3 separate regions of the Homo sapiens genome follow, and all the other regions are linked to region 2. Evidence: chromatin loops called from intact Hi-C (ENCODE). Cell type or tissue: A673. All regions are shown on one strand.

Region 1 (2,500 bases), 110 kb before region 2:
TTTTCTTCCCTTTACCCGCTCAGTGAGTATGGACTATGCAAAGCTATAGTTTAAGTACTGTTAACAGCATTTGTAAAAGGGAGTAATGATAGCTACTGTATGTTGAGCATCTACTATGTAGAAGGTACTTTATCTGCACTTTTGAGAATCCTTATCACAGATCTGGAATGCAGTGTCACTTTTCGCAATTTTTAGATGAGAAAATTAGACTTGAAAAGATTAACCACTTCCTGAGGCCATCCAGATGGGTCAGCTCCAAATCATGTGTTTTTCCTACAGCTCTAAACTAAAGACACCACCAGTGCCTTGTTCCCGCAGTTTACCACCCAGTGAAGGAGACAGGGAAACTATGAAATTAGGAACCTAAGTAAATATGCACAATTAGGTGTACTTATAATATTTCTAAATCATGAAGACTAAGATGGCAATGCACCTCATGGTGCATACGTATGCTAAAAGTAGCACACAGTTCTGAAAAGTTCAGGAAATAGCTTTTTCCCATCTTTTTAGGTTGCCATATTTATCTCCAGTGTAGCTAACATTTCTAGGCACGTACCTTTATTTAAATATTAAATAAATGTATTAATATTTAATAAATTATTTACATTGTAAAATATTTAAATATTTTTAGAGGAGCAGGAAAATCTATGTTTTTGCCATAAACTAAGAAATAAAAGCAATAAAATTTGAAATTTTAAAGATGTGGCATTTTTTCTTGCCTACCCACTGTATATCAATCAAAACTTGCTAGGTAGCCACTTTCTGAAGACAGAGAGGAAGATCTAAAGAACTAAAGATACTATCTGCACCTTTATGCACAGCTGGAGAGAGAAGAGTCAAACAAATGATACAAATAGCAAGTGCAATTAAAAGTCAGAGGAGGGAAAGTCCTCCAAGCTGGAGTGGCCTGCCTTTCCCTGGAGATGGAATCTGATCTGGGTTGTCCCGCAGAAGGGAAGGGCATTTATATTACAGAACTTCCCCTTTCTCACAAGCTTTTTAAAGTCTACTGAAGCAAACGATGTCTTTAAATCTTTCACAAATAATAATCATTTGTGACAAAAGAGTCTCAAAGTTCTGCTTATGGTATAAAGGAAAATTAATGTGAATTCATTTGATAATGTCTGATTTTTTTTTTTGGCAAACAGTTTGCACATTTATCTTTTTCTGATCATCACTAAAAACCAAGAGAAGTAAGCTTCTTTTTCAACATTCTGGGGAAAGGGGGAAAAATCTAACATATAGAAAACAAGGAGACCCAAGATTCACTGTGGAAGTCAGGCCTCATGTATCTGGCACCACAAGAGGGCATTCCATTTTATTTCCCAATTGTATGAAAAACCCAGTACCTAGATAGCATCGCAAGGGACTTTCTGAAGCTCAGATTAAGTACTTAAGAACACTTTTCTCAGTTAATTGTGGGAGAGCTGTTTATTTTGCCCAACTGTTAAGTTGTATCTATAACCAAGCTATTATTTCCTCTTTTCATGTAAAGTCATAGATGTGCCTCACAACTGTTTGCTTTTTTTTCATTCTTGATCCAACAAATACTTCTCTGTTGCAATCTATGAGAAAGACATTATGATTGACATTGTGCAGAATACAAAAAGCATACGATGCGAAATCTACTTTTTACTAGTTTACTAGGTACATTTTTAATAGTTTGAAGATAAGCTACATGCATGAATAGCTTAGTGACAAGCTTATGTGTATGTGATAGGAAACTTGAAGTGGGAGGCATTAGAATTCATTCAGTGATAAAGAGCCTTATACTTACCGTATCCTACTTGCTACTTGGTCCTTATAAGCAGCTGATACAATTTTTAAATTTCACTTTGACTTAACATTGTTAAAAATCAAACCATACTGATTTTTATGTAGAGTGGTTTCTCAGGCTGTTTGGAATAGATTTGGGAGTGGTTTTAAAAAGAGAATTTCTTGACTTACAGAGCCAAGGATGGCCTTTCATTTAGAGAAATTTTCAAATTGTGATATAAAATCAACATTTTATATAAGAACTTCATGTATGCTACTACATCATGGGCATAGAACCACTATGTCTCCTGCCTATCTTTATCTATAGTAAAGTATCGACATGGGGTAATTTAGGTGACATTTCGAAGGAGAGTTGTCTAAGTGAAGTGCATCAATAATTGGAAATGAAAGATTATAATTACATTGATGAAACAAAGCATTGTTAAAATAGCCACATCTGTTGAGTGTTATTACCCGGAAAAATCTGTAATCCTATTCAATTTGGACATCTTAGAGGGGGAAAACTTGGGAAATCAAAATGAAATTACTCTTGTTTTAACCTTGAGAGGAGTTTATTATCTTTAACCCAAGTCATAGTTTTCTATAGTGATAGTACATGATGCTTATTTTTCTTTCACACGTCAGTGGCATTCTCAGAACTAGATGAGACAGCAAGAGAAATAGGTGTTTTTAAGGCTTTGTTTTGAAGGGTGCCTCATCTAGTTTTAAGAATGTCAAAACACCT
Region 2 (2,500 bases):
AGAAGTGTTATCAGAATTCAAAATCTTTTCAAATTTAAATCATTAGTCTTTTACACAGCACTTTAAGCTCAGTTTTCCTCGTATACACTAGGATAAATATTGGTTTAAATCTTAGGTTTTTAAAACTATTATTTAAAAATAAATTAAATACCTTTAAATGGACTTCATTCAAGTACATGGAGTTACCATACTAATCACTGTCTATTCCAATACTTCTTAACATATTTTGAGCAAAATACCCCCTTGAGAAGACAATGGCCTCTTCTTAGAAATGATATATATGCGCATATATTCAAATTCTTACCTATAATTTCATGAGATCCAGAGTCCCTTAAAGCCTAAGGACATGTCTTTAGGTTAATAATCAAATTAAGTAAAAATTACAACTTAAAGTAGAATCTAGTAGAAGTCAGAACAATAACATCCTATATATTCAGTGTCATTCTGATCTCATCTTCTTGGGATTGAAGTGGTATTTATTTTATATTCTTTTGCTCTTTACACAAATTAACTTCATCTTATACCTATGTATCTGCTCATACAATTTGAAAATAAACTACTTGAATCACACGTAATCAAATGCTAGTTTACCTTCCAAAATATTACATGCATAAGAAAAGCTTATGTATATTCAATATTTTCAGGATAGAAAATTATCTTATTTTTAGTAAATAATCATTTAATTTTTAGCAATAAATAAGCCAAAGGATCCCAATTTATTAATATGTAATTTGTTTCATCTTTCTGGCTGACAAAATGTTTGCTATACAAGAGTTTGTTACTAAGAAAATAAAGGAAAATACTGACAAAGAGTCTGCAAAAAGAGAAATTAGCAAATTAATAATTAATGCTGACCTGCAGCTGCATCCGCAAGTTGTGAGAAAGGCACTACCTGTGACATTCTCTGACTCTTCAAAAATGAAAAGAAATGTCTCCACAGTGCACTGGCAACTGCAGCAAGGTGGCGCTCTTTAGCCGATAATGAAGACTGTACAAATAGGTCCACATTGTCCCTTTGAAGTTCCTGACACAATTGTTGATGCATACTCCTAAAAAGAAATAAAAATACAGCTAACACCCTTAATAAATGCTTACAAAAATCTTCTTAAAGTACATTTTGAGCTTTTTCCATTTATATCATATGAGAAACATTTTATATAATTAAAACCTTTATGCCAAGACATTATGCATTTCTGGTTGTTTGATGGATGAATGATGGCATATTAAGCATCATAAAGTTAATGTTAACTACTAATGTCAACCATTAATTATATGCTTTTTAATATGTCAGATCCAAATGAGAAAGAGGCAGCTTCAGAATGAAGGTCTGCATTTTGCAACTCACACATGACAAGTGATTTTTACTTAAAATCTAGACATGAAAACAATTTTTAAAACAATTTTCTCCTGAGGGCTTTAGGACATGGATGTACCAAGAGGAAGGTAAGTACAACTGGCTTATGCGTGGTATTTTAAATTAAAATACTTTCCTTGTTTAGAAGACACAGGCCTTGTGTAGTAGACAAAACTATGCTAGATACAATCTTACTACTTTGGTCCCAAAAGATTCATAATCATTCTCACTTGGTAGGCAATAATATACAATAACAAGTTGCTCTTCATAAAATAATAAAACATAATTCGATACTGCCTCAAATTTTGATTAATCATTTACTCACCTTTGCTGATTAATTCAATCGAAAATTTAGATATCTCTAGACCTTAATAGAAACGTGCAGGAAATTGAGGTTACCAAAGAGAGGGAAATAAGAGATCTTCTTAGTGATGTGGAACAGAAGGCATTTATGTTGTGCACCCACTGATAATATGATTATTTAAAACTAAATGTACAACCATGCTATTATTCCTGTTTCTGTTTATATTACTGCCAGATCAACTGAGTAGACATAAATGCATGGATACATTTACATTTGCATTTTTTTTTCAATTATACAGAAAGCAGCAAAAAATAACCAATGGAAATTATGGAGAAGACTTCCTTTAATAGAGATAGCATTCCACTAAGAAAAATAATTAAGTACTTTAAAAAAGATGTTTGATGTTTTTAAACAGTTTAGGGGAAGTGGATAACATGAAAGAACTATACAAAACACAGAACTAGCATGTGTATCTAAAGCAATCCCACAAAAAGATCAAGCTGGTTATAAGATCACATCTTAGAATATTTCGCATAACTACCCAAGAGTGAGTAAAAATTCTAAGTATAAACTGTATAACATTAGGGCCTTGAGCCCCTTTACATTGGAATTCCTGGAAAATTATGGGATATTACTTAATACTACAGGAAATATTCAAAAAACAAGTGAACAAATGGCTGGGGAAAGAGTATACAGTAAACAATTCTCATAAAAGCTAACCAAATATCTGCTATGTCCTCTCTGTAAAAACTTCTTGAGATGCTTTCAACTTGAACTAGTGGCTAGAGAACCATTTCAGTTCCTTTATCTTAGAGTGAGATAAATAACAAACCACTAAAATC
Region 3 (2,500 bases), 210 kb after region 2:
TTTGGGGCAGAGATAATGAGGTCTTAGGCTCAGAGCAGAAGGTTGAGGAGAGACAACTGAGAATAGAGGCTTAGAAGGGAGGAGGGAAATGGATGTGGGAGCAAGAGATGGGGAGGGAAAATGACATAGAGGAGCAGAAGTAGGTTAAGGAAGTCAAGCGTCCTGAGAACTCATTATTAACTCATACACATATATAGGCAAATAATGTTTTGTTGCAGACATGTGTTGTACAAAATAGAAAATAGTAAATCTGAATCCCATTCATTGTATAGATACTGATTTTTAAATATATGTCACACAGGCAGAACACACAAAGACATAAAGGTGAGTGGAGATAATTTTCAAAAGGAAACCTCTCAGTAAGGAAAATCACAGGTTGCTTGCTGTTTGATTCAGAATCAAAAGTGTTAATTGAAAATTGTTATTTATATTTCCCTAAAGTCTCATGACACTTTTTTGGTCTACTTATATTAAAATGCGGATAACACAAGGTATGATGAGGTAATTTTTTGCCACTTTCTAAACCTCTTGTTATTCACTCTAGTTGTTTAAGTGTTGAATTTCTTTGTCTTGTTAAAAAGTGTCCTGTTGCTGAATGGTACAAGTACTAGATCTGTTCATTAGTAGCTAATTTTATTTATATTTAAATGAAGAAGTTATTGATGGAAGGAGCAATGTCATAAAGAAAATCGAAGTAAACATTTTATGTATAAAAATTAGATAAATGGTTCCTTTTGAGTGGGAGAAAGAGGGACCAGTCCAGAAAGGAAGAAGGGTACTTCCTTGGCCATAAATGCTTTTCTTATGTTTTTGGTGCCTTGTTACCTGAAAGTAGATTTGAGGAGTGTGAGATGAACAGCATTAGTGGAACCATTAGAGAGGTGTAGGCCACCTCTTTTGCTTTGAGATCTGTTTCTTAAACTGAGAGAATCAGAGGGATGACTAATCCAACTAGGGGGAAATTGATCTTAGATTAAAGAGTCCAGGGTGAAATATAGTAAATTCCATTTTGGGGTCTGTAGAGTTAGAGTAAACTGCTAATTGGACAGCTAATATGTAGTGAGGTAAGATATCAATCATGTATCATAGAATTCTAATTTCTTTTAAAAATTTAAAGTGTATTGATACTTGTTCACATAATAATTACATTTCTTTTTGAAATAATTTTTAAGAAAGAAATTATCTCTGACTAAAATACTGATAATACATGCTTTTAAATCTGTGAGGAATTGGGTGCAAAGAACCAGCAGCCTAGAAAAGAGACTTCTAGATTTGTTGAATGAATGAATGCTTGGATATCAACACATCGAGGTGCTCTGGCTGCTTACACTGCTTCACTGAGCACTACTCCCACCTAGTGGCAATCTACCTGTAGTGCATGGGTATTTTAAAGGAATGAAAACTGAAGTTCTCTGGAAGGGAACTATGTACTTTGACCTCCTGTCAATCATACTTCAACATTATTAAATTTATTGAAGGAAGAAGCCTTGTAACATTCAATTCTGAATTTTCTATAAAAATGTAGTTGAAGATTTTGTTCACCATATTCATGATTCAATGTAGCTTATTTGAAAGAACAGTCTTTTAATAATTCCTAGAAATAAAAAAATAATTTACAAACAAAAAATAATTTACAAATAAGAAAAATATAAATTGCTAATATATGGACATATTTCAACCTCATTAAGTAACAAATAAATGAACATTTGGATACTATTTCTCCCTGTCAAAATAGCAGATTACAAAAAACAATAATATTGTGCTATAAGGAAGAAATGAAGGAAGTATCTTCAATAATTATTATTGGTGGGTGAGCAAATTGGAAAAATCATTTTATTTTAATTTTTAAACTTTTTACTTGTGAATAATTTCAAACTTAAAAAAAGTTACAAGAATATAATTAGTACAAAGAACACCTGCATGACTTTTACCTAGATCTATTATTAATATTCTAACCCATTTGCTTTATAATTACCTTGCAGACCATTTGAAGCTAAGATACAAAAATCGTGACCTCAACACTTCTGTATGTATTTCCTAAGAATAGGGATATTCTCTTACATATCCACAGTACTGTTATTGGCTTTGATGAATTTAACATTAATGCAATGATGTTTACTATCTAATCTACCATTCATTTAATAATTTTGTCAGTTGACTCAATAGTCTTTTATATTGATTTATTCCCCTTCAGTACAAGATCCAGTCTAAGATCAGCTGTTGCATTTAGTTGTCATGTCTCCTCATCCTCGTTTAATCTAGAACTGTCCTGCAGCCCTAGTTTGTCTTTTATGACTTTGACTTCTTTGAAGAGTATAGCTGCTTTCTTTTTCTTTAATACATGATTCTACATGTTGTGTTTGTCTAATGTTCCTCATTAGATTCTGATTATACATTCTTTGTTGAAATGCTTTTTATGTGATGTTGTGGCTTTCTCAAAGTATCACATCTGGAAGCACATGATGTCCATCTGCCCTTCCTTGACAATGTTCATTTCATT

Evidence for each region. A loop is a pair of places that touch in the nucleus more often than their neighbours do. Peaks named below come from ENCODE experiments on the same cell type or tissue, not always from the same donor. Only the 100,000 strongest peaks of a DNase experiment are listed, where the experiment ranks them.
Region 1: it touches region 2 in a loop (2.3-fold over the local background); 11 of 110 quality-filtered maps call a loop at or near these places.
Region 3: it touches region 2 in a loop (12-fold over the local background); 90 of 110 quality-filtered maps call a loop at or near these places.

The regions. Positions count from the first base shown.
Region 1 is chr6:97,076,266-97,078,765 of GRCh38, forward strand. The region is part of intron 5 of KLHL32 (kelch like family member 32); the gene reads left to right. Among named protein-coding and RNA genes, the nearest start is that of KLHL32, 150 kb to the left of the region's middle. In A673, a CTCF peak has its summit at 1,308 (motif pointing right); no DNase peak of the experiment used is centred here.
Region 2 is chr6:97,185,642-97,188,141 of GRCh38, forward strand. It overlaps MMS22L (MMS22 like, DNA repair protein), which reads right to left. Exons shown (of 25, transcript NM_001350599.2): 15 at 856-1,049. Among named protein-coding and RNA genes, the nearest start is that of MMS22L, 96 kb to the right of the region's middle. In A673, a CTCF peak has its summit at 960; a DNase peak (open chromatin) is centred at 970; H3K27ac peaks cover 909 bases.
Region 3 is chr6:97,392,982-97,395,481 of GRCh38, forward strand. All of the region lies in intron 1 of LOC101927314 (a long non-coding RNA gene), which reads left to right. Among named protein-coding and RNA genes, the nearest start is that of MMS22L, 110 kb to the left of the region's middle. In A673, a CTCF peak has its summit at 1,373 (motif pointing left); a DNase peak (open chromatin) is centred at 1,340.